Linked DNA regions of Homo sapiens: region 1 is linked to region 2. The links are chromatin loops, found by intact Hi-C in ENCODE. Cell type or tissue: PC-3. All regions are shown on one strand.

Evidence for each region. A loop is a pair of places that touch in the nucleus more often than their neighbours do. Peaks named below come from ENCODE experiments on the same cell type or tissue, not always from the same donor. Only the 100,000 strongest peaks of a DNase experiment are listed, where the experiment ranks them.
Region 1: it touches region 2 in a loop (4-fold over the local background); 9 of 110 quality-filtered maps call a loop at or near these places.

What each region holds. Positions count from the first base shown.
Region 1 is chr14:26,389,773-26,397,772 of GRCh38, reverse strand. LOC105370418 (a long non-coding RNA gene) reads left to right here and starts at 449. Exons shown (of 4, transcript XR_943640.2): 1 at 449-620; 2 at 6,080-6,251. RefSeq lists an enhancer at 2,814-3,507. In PC-3, CTCF peaks have their summits at 3,340 and 3,539 (motif pointing left); no DNase peak of the experiment used is centred here; H3K27ac peaks cover 843 bases.
Region 2 is chr14:26,593,099-26,601,098 of GRCh38, reverse strand. It overlaps NOVA1 (NOVA alternative splicing regulator 1), which reads left to right and starts at 3,066. Exons shown (of 5, transcript NM_002515.3): 1 at 3,066-3,798; 2 at 5,546-5,689. The coding sequence starts at 3,663. NOVA1-DT (NOVA1 divergent transcript) reads right to left here and starts at 2,452. Exons shown (of 7, transcript NR_147061.1): 1 at 912-2,452. In PC-3, no CTCF peak of the experiment used is centred here; no DNase peak of the experiment used is centred here; H3K4me3 peaks cover 3,358 bases; H3K27me3 peaks cover 4,323 bases.

The DNA.
Region 1 (8,000 bases), 200 kb after region 2:
ATATGTGATAAAGCAAGCACAATAAAATGCTAATGGCTGAATCTGAAGGGTATTCATATAAAATTATTTCATGAGTATGTTCGAAATTTTTCAAAATAAAATGTACGGGAAAAGTGTTACTCACTGCCTTTATTTACTTGCAATTACTCAAAGAACTCTCACAAGGCAGTTTCCACATTGCATTCTTTAGCCTTTTGATTGATTATATTCTATTTATTCATTTGTTTAACAAATAATTTTGGGGGCATCAGCTATAGAGTGGGTATTGGAATGGGCACTGGAGATCCAGTAGTGAATAAGATCATTACTTTGCTAGAAGGAACTTACATTCTAGTAGGTACCAATATATAATGAGCAAATAGACTGGTTACCAATGGTGATTTGTGTCATAAAAGAATCAGTCACACGGCTGAGACTGAAGGTATAGAAGGGACCACCTATTCTAGGTAGGGCAGCCACAAAGGGCCAGACATGTAAGCTGAGGCTGTTGGTAGAGCTCAGGGAAGAGCAACCCAAGGTGAAGACACAAGGTGTGTACAATTCTGGGCATACCTCAACAACGGAAAGACTAGTGAAGCTGGCCCAGGAATGGGGAACCGAACTGGCAGATACAAGATCAGGTGGGCCTTGTAAGTCATGGCAAGGTGTATTCTAAGTGCAATGGAAAGCACTGGAGACATTTAAACCAAAGTGTGACATGATCAGATTTATATTTTAAAATCAGTGTCCCTGCTGTGAGGAGAATGCCCTGAAAGGAACGTGAAGCTGGGTGCAGTGGCTCATGCCTATAATGCCAGAACTTTGGGAGGCCAAGGCGGCTGGATCACCTGAGGTCAGGAGTTCGAGACCAGCCTGACCAATGTGGTGAAATCCTATCTCTTCTAAAAATACAAAAAATTAGCCAGGCATGGTGGTGCACGCCTGTAATCCCAGCTACTTGGGAGGCTGAGGCAGGAGAATTGCTTGAACCTGGGAGGCAGAGGTTACAGTGAGCTGAGGTTCATGCCATTGCACTCCAGCCTGGGCAACAAGAGCAAAACTCAGTCTAAAAAAAAAAAAAGGAATGCGAGAGTTCAATGAGAGTTAGAGAGACCAGTGCCAGATGACAAATGACAGTAGCCCTGGCCAAGGTGGCGAGATTGGGCATGGCAGGAAGTGGATTGATTAACACTGTGTTATATTTGGGGCTGAATATGACTTTTTGGGTTCTAGTTGTCCAACGATATACAGGTAGGTAAGTAGGTAGACAGATATAGATATAAATATATAAATATAGATTATATACACATATAGATCTACATGCAGTTTCTGACTAAATGTCATATTGTGCCCTGAAGTCAGGAGGGAAAGGAGTTTTTTAAAAGTTTTTCAGTCTCGGGAAGGCAGACAGGGCAGTGCAGGTGAAGCAACTTTTCACCCATCTTCCAAGCCAGCAGTGCAGGTGGTTTTTGCCATCTTGTTATGTTAGTGGACTGCATATTAAGATCTTTCAAAAATTAGTTTTAAAAAACAGAGTCCTGCTTGTTCAAATGGGCTAAATTAAGTGGAGATTTAAAAATCAGAACATCATATTGTACCTGGTAAATACAGACAGTTTTATCTGTCAATTAAAAAAATTAAAAAATCATCAGTATTATTATCAGTGAAACTGTGTTGAAGATCATTGCTGTTGGAGAAAATAGAAGTCTGTTTTGGTTTGTTTTTTAACTAATCCTCCAGATTGCTTGTCAGTCTGTATTAATCAAAATCACCAGATACTACTCAGCACTGCTCCACTTTGCTCACATAGAAGCAGTCATAGCATTTCATCTTAAAAAATTATAAAATAAAAACATCTTGGCAATCTGGCTCACACATCTGTCACTGCACTGTTTGCCAGGGCTAATTTGGCTCATTTGGTTAAGTTAGTTGGCCAGGGAGCATCCCTATATTGCTCACACTTTACCTTCTACCCTGGGAAGCTTTCTATTCTGAGGACAATCTTCTTTGATGGAGAAGCTTGCATAGCTGTTCTTCTCTTCGAGACCTCTAAATATTATTTCAAAAACTGGTTTTGTTATGGTTAGAACCAAAAGCTAACTAATGTTTATATACAAAGAACAGTTCTGTTTACCCTTCTACTGTGAGGCATATTCACATTTGGTTGAAGTGAAAAAGCTCTGTCTTAATTGGATATATCAGAAAAGGAAGACATTAAACTAGCTAGATATGAGAACTTGTTTTCATTAGGTAATTGCCGTCGGAGGTCTTAATGAAGGTAGAATAACCTTTCCTCAAACAAACAAATTGTAATTCTTAATATGACATGCAAATAAAAATCTAATTCATGGTTGTACATACTGGGCCTTTATGGCTCACTATTCTTTTCTGTGGGCCCAATATATTTTTATGAAAAGAACTACCTCATAGCTCAAGGACTATGGCCTTCCTCTGTGGAAAGAAGTTGGCTACTGAATCCTGCTTTCCACCCAGGAGGACACTATTACCTCTCCCCGGGAAGGATGTGTGCTGCTGAGTTGTTGCTCTGATGAAATATAACGGATGTACTACAAAACATCAGAAGTTTACCTGGTCTCCTTTGCAACTAGAGTACTCATGCAGGGTGGTTTAGCTGGGGACTGAGGGGAAGTGGTTCACACAGGGTTGGGCTAAAGTCTTTGGTTTCCTTCTTCCTTGTGGTCCAGGTGAGGTAGCAAAGGCCATTCCTCCTCCATTGTGCTGTGTTCAAGAAAACTGCAGAGTTAAGAAAGAACAAGGATCATCAATCAGGACTTCTGGGACTTTCATTTTTAACCAGAGTTGAAAACACAGGGGCTTGGAGACCTTTCTGGTAACCCTTTAAACTGAAGTCAAAGGGTTCAAAAAGAAAAGGAAAGTCTATGAAATATATACCGAAGGCAGAAACCACAGTGAGAGAGGGAAGTAATATGTGATTTGGGATAGATGCCTTTGACATATTCATTGATCTCAGTGACTTGCAGAGTGCTGATAGCACTCTGGCCTCAGGGTGAGGCGCCTTGCCAGCTTCCAGATCAAAGGAGTGCCTAGGTGCTGAATCCCTGGCGTACTCCCAAGCAAAAGTGCCTGGAGCCACATTTGCTAATTACAGGTTGTGTTCTGCTGTTTCCAAACAGGGTGAAAGTGACAGAAGTTTAACTGTGAATAATTACACACTTGAATAAGTATGTGATTAGCACTATTTGTTGTGGTTGGGACTGGAGTGATGGGACAAGAATGGAGTGATTGCATTATTTACAGCTTAATTGTAGACAAGTAATTACTTATGTAAGCTGATGGTGTGAGGTCACAGAGGACCTGCAAAAGAATGTAGATGATCTGAAATTCAACTTCTCAAGCCAGTCACTGCGCCTCCCCCATCCCTTTTGAGCTTGATAAAGAGAACCAACTATGCATTTCTTGAATGAAATGCTTAGGAATGTTAAATGTCTTGTTCAGTCTAAGCAAAGGATCAGCAGAGATATTTTAAAAATCTCAGCTTCCAAAGTAATAAATCACAAATGCCACCTAGTGGCTTTTAGTATCCAGTGGCTGCATTATCTGTAGACTGTAGCTATAGCCCAGTTAAGGAGAGGACTTTTCTAGTCGGGGAGTGGGTTGTTCAGTTAGGAAAATTGAGATGAATGGACCAGGACTCAAAGTCCTTCAGCCTGCCTCTCCCTTCACTCAGCTCTACTAGAACATCAGAGCTGAAAACTCCCCCCACCTTACACCATTGTAACTTCCAGTAGTGCAGTAGAAATTTGACTGCAAATCACTGTGCAGTTTTTATTTTCCCCTGAGCCACTAACATAATAAATGAGGAAGTCAACAGCTTTCATGATTTGGGAGTAGATTCATGGTTGCATTTTGCTGGCTGCCGCTTCTCATTCACAAGGTGGTTGAAAGCCACTTTTCCAATATCACATGCCTGGTTTCAAGTGTTCAGGTCTAGATTTAAATCTGGAGGGATTCTGTTGTCATAGACCCTCCCAGGGAGTGTGCTATTTGAGAAATGTATTGAGAAAGGTGGGGTTGAGAGAATGAACAGCCCTCTCCCCAGCTTGTTTTTATAATATTGCTAAAAATAAATAGACAAATCAATTTTCCTCTAACAGCTCAACACTGGACAAGTAAAATTCTTTGACTAAGATGCAGAAAATATTGCTGTAAACCCAACAGCACAAGCTGAGAGGTAAACAGGCCTGCTGTGCTCTCCGTGTAGATGCTGCCTTTCCCAACCAATTGAAACCACTGTTTCTCTGGTTGTAACACCAGACAAAAAAAAAAAAAAAAAAAAAAAAAAAAAGGAATGGTGATCCTCCAGTTGTTTCAGGCCACAGATTCAAGAATATTATTTGTAGGAGGAGGCTACTTTCCATTTGAAAGAGCTATGATTTCATCTGTCATGCCATTTATCATTTCCTATTTTGGGTCAATTTCCCTCTGCATTTGGAGCCCTCAGCAGAGTGTCCATGCCACTTCTTTGTGGGACATTCTCCTGCAGATGACCACTCCTACCCTACCCAGGACAACATCTTCACTCCCAGGATTGTCCTCACTCTCCTGGACACTATCACCTCTCAAAACATATCTAATTAGATACAGCACTTTCTTTTCACAAGGATACCACTTATTGGTATGATATCAATATCATACCAAGGAAGGAGTCTCTTTCCTTCTCTAATGTGGGGACATCACCCTTGGATAGTGTATTAATCACACTTTTATTTTCTGTATCTCTGAGGCTTTGACTCCTGGGACTTGTGGATCCTGGAGAGATTGACCCTCCTAGGGCAAGTCAATTTCTAGACATAGCAAAAAACTCACTCCTTAGCCGCCTTTCATATGCAAACTAACCAATCTAGGACCCAGCAGCCCACCGCCTACTTTATCAGGCTTTTATACTCTTGCCACTATTCCCTTCCTTTAATCATCCCAGAGCCAACAAGAACACTGGAGAAGTCCCTATGCTCCAGAGCCCATGCAAATTATTCAGGCTATGCAATCCTAAACCAGCTTACCCCGCTCGGCCCATTCCTTCCTAGGGAAACGACAGTTGAGGCTTGTGCCCATACTTGGCCTTCATTTCCTCTGCCTCCTGACTGACCCCGGTGCTTCCCAGTGCGACCCTGGGTGGCATGATGTGCCCCACCCCCCATAGGAACTTGGAGTAATAATCTTTTCAATGGCAGTAGTCCTCTGATCTGTTGGCCTCACTGTCCCTGAATAATAATACAATCTATTTTTTAAAGCCGATAGCCTTTGTCTAAACCTAGCCATGCTTCTCCAGAATGCTTATTCCAGGATATCACTTCCTCTTTCTTCCTTAGAGCTCTCATCCCAAATGCCCACTAAACAAAAATATACACATCTTACAGTAGGAAAGCCTCATTTCATCAGAAAATCAATTGTGTTGGGCTGACACTTGTCAGCTCCTTTCTGGCTGTTCTCCTCCCTCTGTCACAAACCCCACCTCTGACCACCTAGGGGGATATTCTACTCTCAAGGATGGACAACTCCTCCATCCCACCTCACTCTGTCCACGGAAGGGCATATCCCTTTTCTTAGAGATGTTTGGCTGCTTTCTTCTCTTCCCCCAATTCTTAATCTCCTGCTAATTCAGAAATAACCCTTTTGGAACTATTTATTACCTCTTTCACTTCACCTTTCAGGTTACTTTGTGATCATGTTTGTTTTGAAATATCTAAAATGGGCTGTGTATTTTGATAAAAAGAGATTGGCTTTCAGCCAAAGAGTAAAGGGCTGAAATGGAAATGTCAGTGAAATGGGAAGCTCACTGGAAGTTCAGCTTGGAGTCTGACCTTAGCACTACCAAGGACAAAATGAGTTACTGTGGCCAAGTCACAACTAATCAATACATTATGTTTTCAAATGTAAACTGAGAAAACAAGTCAGAGGACATATCAAGAGTCATTAATAGAAGGGACACTGTGCACCCTTTGGGAGCAGCCCCTCCTAGGATACCCACTTTAGGATAATTCTGAAAGGGTAAAAAAGATGCATCTTTCTGCCATGAGTAAAAAGTCTCTTTCCAACATGCTCTTTGCCTTCTATGTAGTGATGTCTTCTGGCTTTCAAGTTTTAAAACCTGTATGCCCTTGATCCTACTCCTTCCTCCACTATTCACCTCCTTGGAAATCTGAGAGACATTCATGTCCCAGGAGTGACCAGCTTGAAGAGAGCTGAAACCCAGCCCCATTGCACAGCTGGCTCCCAAGGATCTATCTTGGGTAAGTAGTCTCCAATTATCCCAGTACCTTAGGGAGCTCATTTTGGATTTTGTAGGACAGGTGACAGTGTCATTCACACAAGGGCTGGTTTAGGTCATACTTTCCATATAAGCAACTGAGCAGCACTCTGATCTCTTCTTCCCTCCCAAATCTTCTCCATTTAGCATTTTTCTATGATACAAACACTGGCTCAATTTTACACATTTATGACACTGGTAAGGAAATTTGATTCTTACCAAAATGCTTTCCCACAGAGCTGTGCTTTCTAAAACAACTGAAAAGGTATGCTTTGAGCACAAACATGTTGCAGGTTGCCAGACACCAGCTTAGCCCTAGCTATTGTTCAAAAGTTCAATGAATAAAGCAGAGTGTTTTTACCTTCTCCTCTTTTCTTTTCTAGCTATACCAATAGTGGAGAAATAAGCCTCCTGTCCTAAAGGAACTAAGCCTACTGTATTTTTACAATTAATATGTGTTAGTTATTTTATGGAAAGGGGGCAATGAGAGGCTTTACATTGTCTTTGACTTTCATTTCACAGCCATCAGTGTAAAAGGTTCTATCCTTCACCACTTGAGCAGCCAGCCACTAAACATGCCAGTCAGAAGAGGATGTTAAATTGCTGGCGACTGCAATGGCATAAGCTATGTTTAATCATTTACTTTGAATCTGTTTAAGACGATAATACCCTAGCCTATAAGAGAATCAATATGTTGCATTAAAACAGGATTTGATGTCGCATAATACAATATTTAAAAGCACAATGGAAGAGATTCTCAGAAGAACAATTCAGCCCTGAGTAGAAACAGATAATGACTGCTGTGATTTCCACTCTCCTGTTTTTAAAGGAGAAGTGATTTTTTTTTGAAAGACATATTTTTATCAAACTTTTATCAAAACTTGTAAACTATATGAAGCCATTGAGCCCAAATGCCTTTAGATTAGTCTTTAAAGAAGCACATAATATGCCTAGGAGGCAGGGCAGTGTAATCAAAATTCCCGTTTTAATGAAGTAGCAGCTCAAAATGTCATGAGGTACCATGCCAAAGCAACAAGTGAATGTCCCAGGGTACTTGTTGAAGGGAATTATCACTCTTCCTTACTCATTTTCTGCCTCCAATAAAAACAGCAGGGTCTCTGGCTTGGAACCAGGCTGAAAGGAGTAGCAGCAGTTCTTGAGAGGATGACAAGAAACAGGAGTAGAGTGGAGGCTGGGCCACCTCTCCTCCCTACAGCTTTTAGGTGGTGAGTCAAAATGGCTCTGTACCAAGCAAACTGGAGATATAACTGAGCTCACTGAGGGAGTTTCCAAGGGATGCATCCTCCAAGACCTCCTTATGTACTTAGGCGATAGTGCCAAGTGTTTGGGTTTAGTAAAAAAAGGACTTTACTGGGATTTGGGCTTGGCCACTAATTTGCTGACTTTAAGGTTTCAGCTCTTCTAAAATTGTATGCAAAGCCATTTCCTGTTCCACAAGGACTGCCTGGGAGTTAGTGAATCAATGACTCAGATGTGCTTTGAGCTCCTTGGCAAGTTTCTAATATTCCAAAGTGTTGCTCTATGTGAAAGATTTCCTGACTCCAGTTGGTTCAACAGCAGTTACATCTAATGCCAATCTCATTGAGCTGGGACAGGTAGAAGACTGGGATTTCCTTTGTTCAACCACCCCATGACCTAAGGCAGTCTGGCACAAAATGGTTTTGTGGATGGATGAGCATCTGTTCTTATTTACAAGGATGCCACCAAGTAC
Region 2 (8,000 bases):
ATGCAATAAGAATGATGTAGAAGTATAATTTTTTTTAAAAAAACAACAAAATATACTAAAAAATGGAAGCTTAATTAGAATGTATTCTCTGATAATCTTCATTGTCCAGATTATTAATAGTTCGTAGCTGACTGATACTTTGATGTCTGACTAGGTCTTGGGATAGTCTCTGTGATTCCTGGCATATCATACCTAAGTTACCATTCAGCATCCCATCCACATTAAAAATTATATCTACCATTTCTGGGCCCCATGGAGTGATAGGTATAATAGTATTTAAATATTAAGTCTGAAGAAAGAAATCAGAGAAGGGTCAAATAAATACTATAAGAATACAGTGTGACTTTTATTTAATAGCATGTATCTGTAAAGCAATTTAACTTACAAGCTCTTTTTCAACTTAACTGATGCATGGCAATGCCAAATATTTTCTAAACTATGTTAGATATATTTTATTTTTAGAAATTTGTTAAACTAAGGTTTTCCAATTCTAACCTCAGTCTTTCTCCAATTCAAAATTACATTCTACTGAATACTTTGCTCGAGCTTTAGTGTAATATGTTTGAGTTATCTGTCCTTCAAATATCTTTGTCCACTGTTGTTTACTGTTTTAAAACAATCTAGTGCCAAATACCAGCCCTTTTGTAATTTTTCATTTAAAAACGTCCTTACATAATTTTGTACACTGAACACTTTGTACAACGTCTGGCATCAGCCTTTTACTATCTTGAATACCACATACTTATTCCAAACCTTTTTTCCTCATCACAGCTCCATTTGTACCCAATTGTATGTTTAATTCCTCTTTATTTTGGTCATGAAGGCTATATAGTGGTTTCCCATAACATTACACATCGGATCAAAATTTTGGACTTTGGTTAATAGACCTTTTCCAATATGCACTAACTTACCTGCTTTCCTTTTCTTTCAGCTCTCAGCATACCTTCTTCACTGATTGAGGCAAACGTGTTTTCCGTAGTCCAGATGAACTTTTAGTCCGAAACTAAACGTTATTCTCTTCCTCATTCAGTGGACTGATATCTCTCATTGCTTAAAAAGCACCAGAAATCCCAATGCCTCCTAGATGATTCTTCCAACAAGAACGCTATGAGGAGCGTTAGCATTCCTTGCTATTGCCTATTTAATCTATCAGGAATTAAATTTTATTCTATTCACTTTGGTTATTGCCTAGATATGCATATATTCTTGGTTAGAATATCATAATTACAGTGAAGTTCCTTCTTATGCTTAGTATGAAAGCCATCTTTTTGGCTGAATTGTTGTAGTGGAAAGTATAGGGAAGGAATAACTTCATTCTACAAATCTAGTGAATATGTTTATACCTTTGTACAGCTTAGAATACATTGCCACAGTCTCTCTCGTTTGACTCCCAATAATGGTGGAAATTGGTTGGAGTCTCAGTCTCTGTTTTGAGTGGGAGGGAATCCGGAGCTCTAATGTATTACAATACTTAAGACAGCAGCCTTTGCAGTCACGAAGACCTGAGTTTGAAATTACTACAATGTTTATAACTGCGTAACTTTGGGTAAATTTCTAATATCTTTAAACCTAAACTACCTCATAAAATGGGGACAGTAATAACTACACGACATACTGCATGTAATTGACACAGCATGCAAAGTGGATTGTTTGCCACGTGGTAAGTAAGCCCTTAATAAATGGCAAGACGTTAAGGGATTTGCCCAAGATACACTTGTAAAACAGCCTACAAGGACCAGAAACCAAGGAAGATTTCAGACTCCGAATCCCATGCTTTTCTACTACCCTGCTTCCTAGAACACTGAGTTAATTAAACTACTAATTTGATGAACGACCTTGAGCAAAATACTTCACTGAGTCAGTTTACTCATCTGTAAAATGAGGGACTTGATTTAGATAATGCCTAACGTCCTTTCAGAGTCTATTCCAGCTACATTAGATGTTTTATCCGGTGTTGCAGGGTTGACGTTCAGGTCCGTGATATGTCCAAGATCTGTATAATCATAAGCCGTGCACATGGCAATGAATTTTATTCCGACACTCGTATTTCGTTCAATATTTAGTTCTGTGTGCACACTCAGCTGTTGCCTGTCTTTAGTCTGCCTACCAGCGCCTTGTGAAGGGAAGACCCACACCTAGCTTTATTTATTTATATCCTGGCTTGTTCCCGAAAGGATTTAAGGCGGCGAGTGACACTCTAAGTCCCCTAACGGTGTCACACAGTGCGATTAAGAAATCCTCTTTGGATGAAATCATACCGTAGAAAATCGCCGATGAGTGAGATGCTAACTAATTAATGTCTTTTACCCAACTCTTAAAAATAAAAACTAATGCACCTAGCAAGAAGTCCTGGAAGCATACAGTGCTGGCTCTCCCTCCAGCTCTGACGCTGTCCCACCCGTTGTCAACGGTCACTCGAATGCCCTTCTTAGACTAGCCAAAATTGTCGCCGCTCCAGTACCAGCTGGACCAAGATCCCACCCCACCCCTTCGCTGCCCCTCATCACCCAAGTTTCCTGATTGGGAAGGGGCCCGAAGAACCTTTCTCACATTTCTATTTTATTGGCTGGCACGGCTGTCAGTAATCTCTCCTTCCCGCCTTCTAGCCTAGCGCGTTTCGTGGACCCCTTGGTTTCTGCGACAAGCCGCTTACGTTTGCCTGAGCCGTGTTGCCGGGGACCAGCGACCTTTCACCCCTCCCTTCCCACAGGAGCGCCCCGGCCCCCGCCCCCGCCCCAACCGCCGGCGCGCGTCCTCACCGCGCACGCGCTCCCCTCGCGCGCGCACACGCTCGCGCACACACGCTCCCTCGCCCCCGCCCGCGGAGTTCCCCCTCACCCCTCAGCCGCCCCGCCGGCTGAAGCATCGGCGCTGGGAGGCGGCGGCGCTGCTGAGAGGCAGGGACCCGAGCGCGAAGTGTGTGGGAGTCTACGAACTCAACCCCTCTCTACCCTCCCCTCACAGCCACCCCCCTCCCTCCCCGCCAGCCCCCCCCAACAAGCGGGAGAAATAATGAGCGAGACCGGGCGGCAGCAGCAGCAGCGCCGAGCAGCCCAGGCAACGGCAGAACCGCTCCGGCAGCGGCGGCGGCGGCAGCACCAGCAGCGGGAGCGAGCGCAACGCTAGCGCGGCGCGGGGACCGCCGCGCTCCTTCCCGGCTCCTGCCCTCCTCTGCCGCTCGCTCCTCTCTCGGCATCCACCTCCTTCCCCTCCTCCTGCTCATTCACTCTTTCCCTCACTCTCCCCTCCTCCTCGGCTTCTCCCCGCGCCCCGCCAGCCCTCGCGCTCTCCCACTCCCTCTGCCTGTCCTCCCCGGTCCCCTCCTCCCGCTCATTCACTCGCCCCTCTCCCTTCTCCACTCTCTCCCCCTGTCTCCTTTCTTCTTCTTCTTTCACCCTCCGTCTCTCACACCCCCTCCATTCCCCTGTCTCCTTTCTGACACTGCACTGCAGCTGCTCCTCAGCCCTGCCCCCTCCCCAGTGAGAACAAACCAGCAACATTGCTTTTTTTCCTAAAGAGATTTATATTGATCCGATTAAAAAAAAAAAACCTTAAGAAACCCCAAACGCAAAAAAAAAAAAAAAAAAAAAAGAAAAAAGAAAAGAAAAAGCCAAAACAAAAGGGAGAACCTTCTCCCGGTAGCAGCGGCAGGAACTGCAAACATGATGGCGGCAGCTCCCATCCAGCAGAACGGGACCCACACTGGGGTTCCCATAGACCTGGACCCGCCGGACTCGCGGAAAAGGCCGCTGGAAGCCCCCCCTGAAGCCGGCAGCACCAAGAGGACCAATACGGGCGGTGGGTATCGCTTCCACCTCCCCGCTGGCCCCATCCCCCGCCGCCCGCCCCTGCCTCCCTCCCTCGCCGTCCTCCCTCCCTCCTTCCCTCCCTCCCTCCCGCGGCCCGGACACCTCCAGCCCGAACCCGGCGGCCCCTGCGCCCCTGCCCCGCGCCCCCTCCCCTGCACCTGCCCCGCGCCTAGGTGTCCCCGACACATTTCCATTTCTGTGTTTATCATTCATCAAAATGGCGACCAGTTTTTCGGAATAGACCTATCTTTCCATTTAATCGGTCCAGAGGTTGACCATGTAAATATCCTAGACCTGGGCAAGAAGGTCCATTCAGGAGGAGGAGGAGGATGACCCCGGAGTGAGGTGATGGCCGCCCGAAGATGCGCGCTGCGTTTAACAGTCTGATAAAATAAATAAATAAATGGCACTTGGGTAGCGGATTGCGAATGACTGGGGCGCCGGAGAGTTTTTCCTCTCTCCATCCTCTTGCTTTGGGCCACAAGTAGTATGCAAAATCTTGATGAGTGCATGCCCTTACCGCACTTAGATTGTCGGTGCAAATATTTCATTGATTTGTCTTCAGGGGGGTGCATACGAGGGTGGGGGTGTCTGGAACGGTGACTTGTTAGTTAACATCCTGCGCTTCCTTGGAAGATGAGTTTTAACGGGACCGATATCGCTTCTTCATTTGCACTGGAATCATCTTAACAATGCACCCAATGCATCGAAGCAGAGGTGAATTTATCTCCAGCATATGCATTGTAGACGGATGGGGGTCTTTTGAGTGGCACACCACAACATTTGGAACATTCATTCACATTAAGAAAGCTGGATTTACCGGGGTGTCTCCTGTATAAGATGTGATCAAGTTGACGGAAATTAAAGTTTGTGGAGTTGGCTTAATTTTCTAAAACGTTTCATTTTATTTTTCCTGGTTCTTCCACCCCCTTTCCGTTTTAAAAGTTGTGATTATTTTGGGAAAGGAACATTACCTGTTTTGTCACTTTTAAGCCTATTTAATATAAATGACTCCTAAGCTTTTTAGTATTGGCAGAATTCTTCTTAAGGTCCTTTAATTAATGAGCTTAAACGAGATCACGGTAGACTAAGAAGTGCTAAAGAAATGCACTAGGATTAGTTAGATTTGCCAGTCCACCACACTGAGTTATTTCCTGGCAGTTATTGAAGACTTGGAATACACCCCACAGTTTGGGTGGATTATTTGGTAGGAGAATGGTTGTTTTGCGGACTTTAAGTAGGATATAGGCAATGGCTAATTGTAGTCCTTATGTGTCTGCTAATGACAAATAAATATAGCTCATCACTATTTACAGTCCTGGGCTTTTCTTCTTTTTTAATATGTTAAGTGAAGGTTTGTCATCTTATAAACCTCTGAAGTTTTGTTAAAGGGTCAGTTCATTTCATTTTGCCACAGATAGAATTGGAAGATTTCCATGTTTGGAATAACAACTGGAATTTAGTCATCAGTTTTTACAGTGCTGCAAAATAATAGAATATGTTTATATTTTAATTCCAAGCTTGAAAGTATAAATCCTATAAAATGGGAAACATTTTGTACCTGTTTGTTTTTCAATGTAATTGGCTTATTTTCATTCTCAAAAAATGTTTAACTTCATATTTCCTGCAGTTATATACCCAGTGCTTTAGTTGCTGTTTTTCTCTCTTGAGGGTGGAGAGGGGATACAAAGTTTGAAATACTGTGTTAACCGAGTATATTTCTTTGCATTTTTCAGAAGACGGCCAGTATTTTCTAAAGGTTCTCATACCTAGTTATGCTGCTGGATCTATAATTGGGAAGGGAGGACAGACAATTGTTCAGTTGCAAAAAGAAACTGGAGCCACCATCAAGCTGTCTAAGTCCAAAGATTTTTACCCAGGTAGGTGCAATGGTGAAGAGATTGTTTGATGAGCTCCCCACAGGAAAGAAAGATCTACTTGTGTTGTGTGCTGTCTTGAAAGAATTTTTAAACAATACTGGAGACTTTATTTAGATATTGCTTTATAGGAATATATTGTGGAAAAATTTTCAGATTATTTCTATTGTTGATTATGCCTTTTTCCTATAATTGTTGTACCGTGTATGTGAATTAGACCAGTTGCAAGATGATTCGGGTATTTCTGAATAATTCTTATTAGCAAAAAAACTCAAAAATTTAAAGATAGAAACCTGGACAGCTGGCATCAGGAAATAGGGTTCTTCTGAAGTTTTCAGACATCATTGTAATGACAATTAGCTTAGAGTGAATTCAGAAGAGGGGGGTAGGGAGGCTTCTTAAAGAATGGACCATTTACTTCTGAATCCATTATGTACCTCTTTCTGCTTCATTGCTTTGTTTGTTGGCCTTGGAGTGAAGTAAAGAGGACAAGTGTTGCCTCTTCAGATTTTTTAAATATTGCAGTTTTAATGCAATTGATATAAGGAAATTTATACTGTTATGCAAGAAGTAAAATAATGCTTCAGAATTCATGTTAACTTAAGAGCTAAATTTGATTAAATATGTTGACAGTGTAGTACAGTAACCTACTGGAATATGGGAAGTTTCCTTGGTGGTATAAATTTTTTGTTTTTCACTTTCAAGTATGCCTTTTTAAGTGTTAAATAGTTCTGCATGTCCATCTTTTTCTATTTTTTTCTTACATTTTGCTAATCACTATATGTATTTTAGGTTTAAGGGAAAAGTCTCTGTAATTGAGTAGTACATTTCCTAGATAAAACATTATCAGCTGATTTGCTTTTATTTAAATCTAGCTTTCTGTGATTTTTTTAAAGGTTATTTTATCTTTATGGCTGTCAAAAACGTTAATTCAGTGCTGAGGGAACCAATACTGCTTTAATTTTTTTCTTCCTGGTGGAAAAGAAAAGCTGATTTGCTTTCAGTGATCTAATTCAGTAAGAGTTCTTTAATACAGCAAAGACATCTGGCATGAATGTAAGCAGAACATTTGGAGGACTTCTTTTTCATAGCCAATCACTTGGTATTAGAAATGGACCATTATACTGGATAAGAAGGTTTTAGAATGGTTGAAACTATCATTTAGTTTTACAAATTAAATGTAGTATTTTTTGTAAACATTAAACTTATTAAACTAAAAAGTAATATATTAGACACGATGTTCCTCTAAAGTTTGTTTCCTATGAGTGTAGTTTTGCAGATGGCTTTCCTTGTCTCTGAAACTTTCCTTATGCATTAAGAAAGTTTGCTAACATATTCACATTCATATGTTTAAAAGGTATATTATGATAAAAAAAATCAATGTGGAATTGTGAAAACCCTTAGTACAAATAAAAGCACTCAAAAGAGCTTGATTGCAGAATTAATAACGTGATAGTTCTAGGAAAAGAGCTGCAATGGTAAATTAAATTCACTGTCAATAGATGAAAATGAAATAGCTTTTTTGCATTATACATGAGGTGGTATCAGATGTGCAGGGATGTTACAGAAAATTGGTGTTTATCAAGGATATTCCAAATAGTAAATTAAATGCCTTTTCATTTGAATATAGTTTATTTTCAGTGGGTTGGAAAGGGTGCACTGAGAATTAGATCTTTTGTTTTTAGTCCACTTAGTTGTACATTTTTTGCTTATTACATTGAAATTGATTATTTTATTTATAGTTCTGAGGCATGTTATTTGTATAGAGCAAGAATATCTGTTGGAAAAAAATGGAAAGCTGGAATGCGTTGAATAAAATTTTGTGTGTGTGGTGACGTAACCTGATCAAATGTGAGTTGAAATGTTGGATAAAAGAAGTCTATACTTTACCGGTAACAGGTGGAAACCAATCACACAGTATGGGATCAATTTTAAGGATAAAATAAAGCCTCGTAGTTTATAAGAAGCTTAAAGAATTCTGAACAGTTTGTATTAAAATACAATTTTAACTGGATTATTACCTGTTTGGACAGATAATCTCTTTGCTTCAGATAGACATTAATTTTAATAGTCTTTCTCTTCGCACTTGACCACAAGTCTTCAGAATAATTTTAAGATCCCGGTATTCTTCAACATAGCCTCTGAGCGCTTTTCAGTTTCTCTTACTCAGATGTACGTAAGGGACACTTACCTTGTACATCTCAGATGAGCTAAATTATAAACTGTGATCATATCATCAAGTTATAAAGAATTTCTTAGAGGATTAATGAAATCATTTGGAAGCCCGTTTTTGTGTCTTTCATACATATATGAA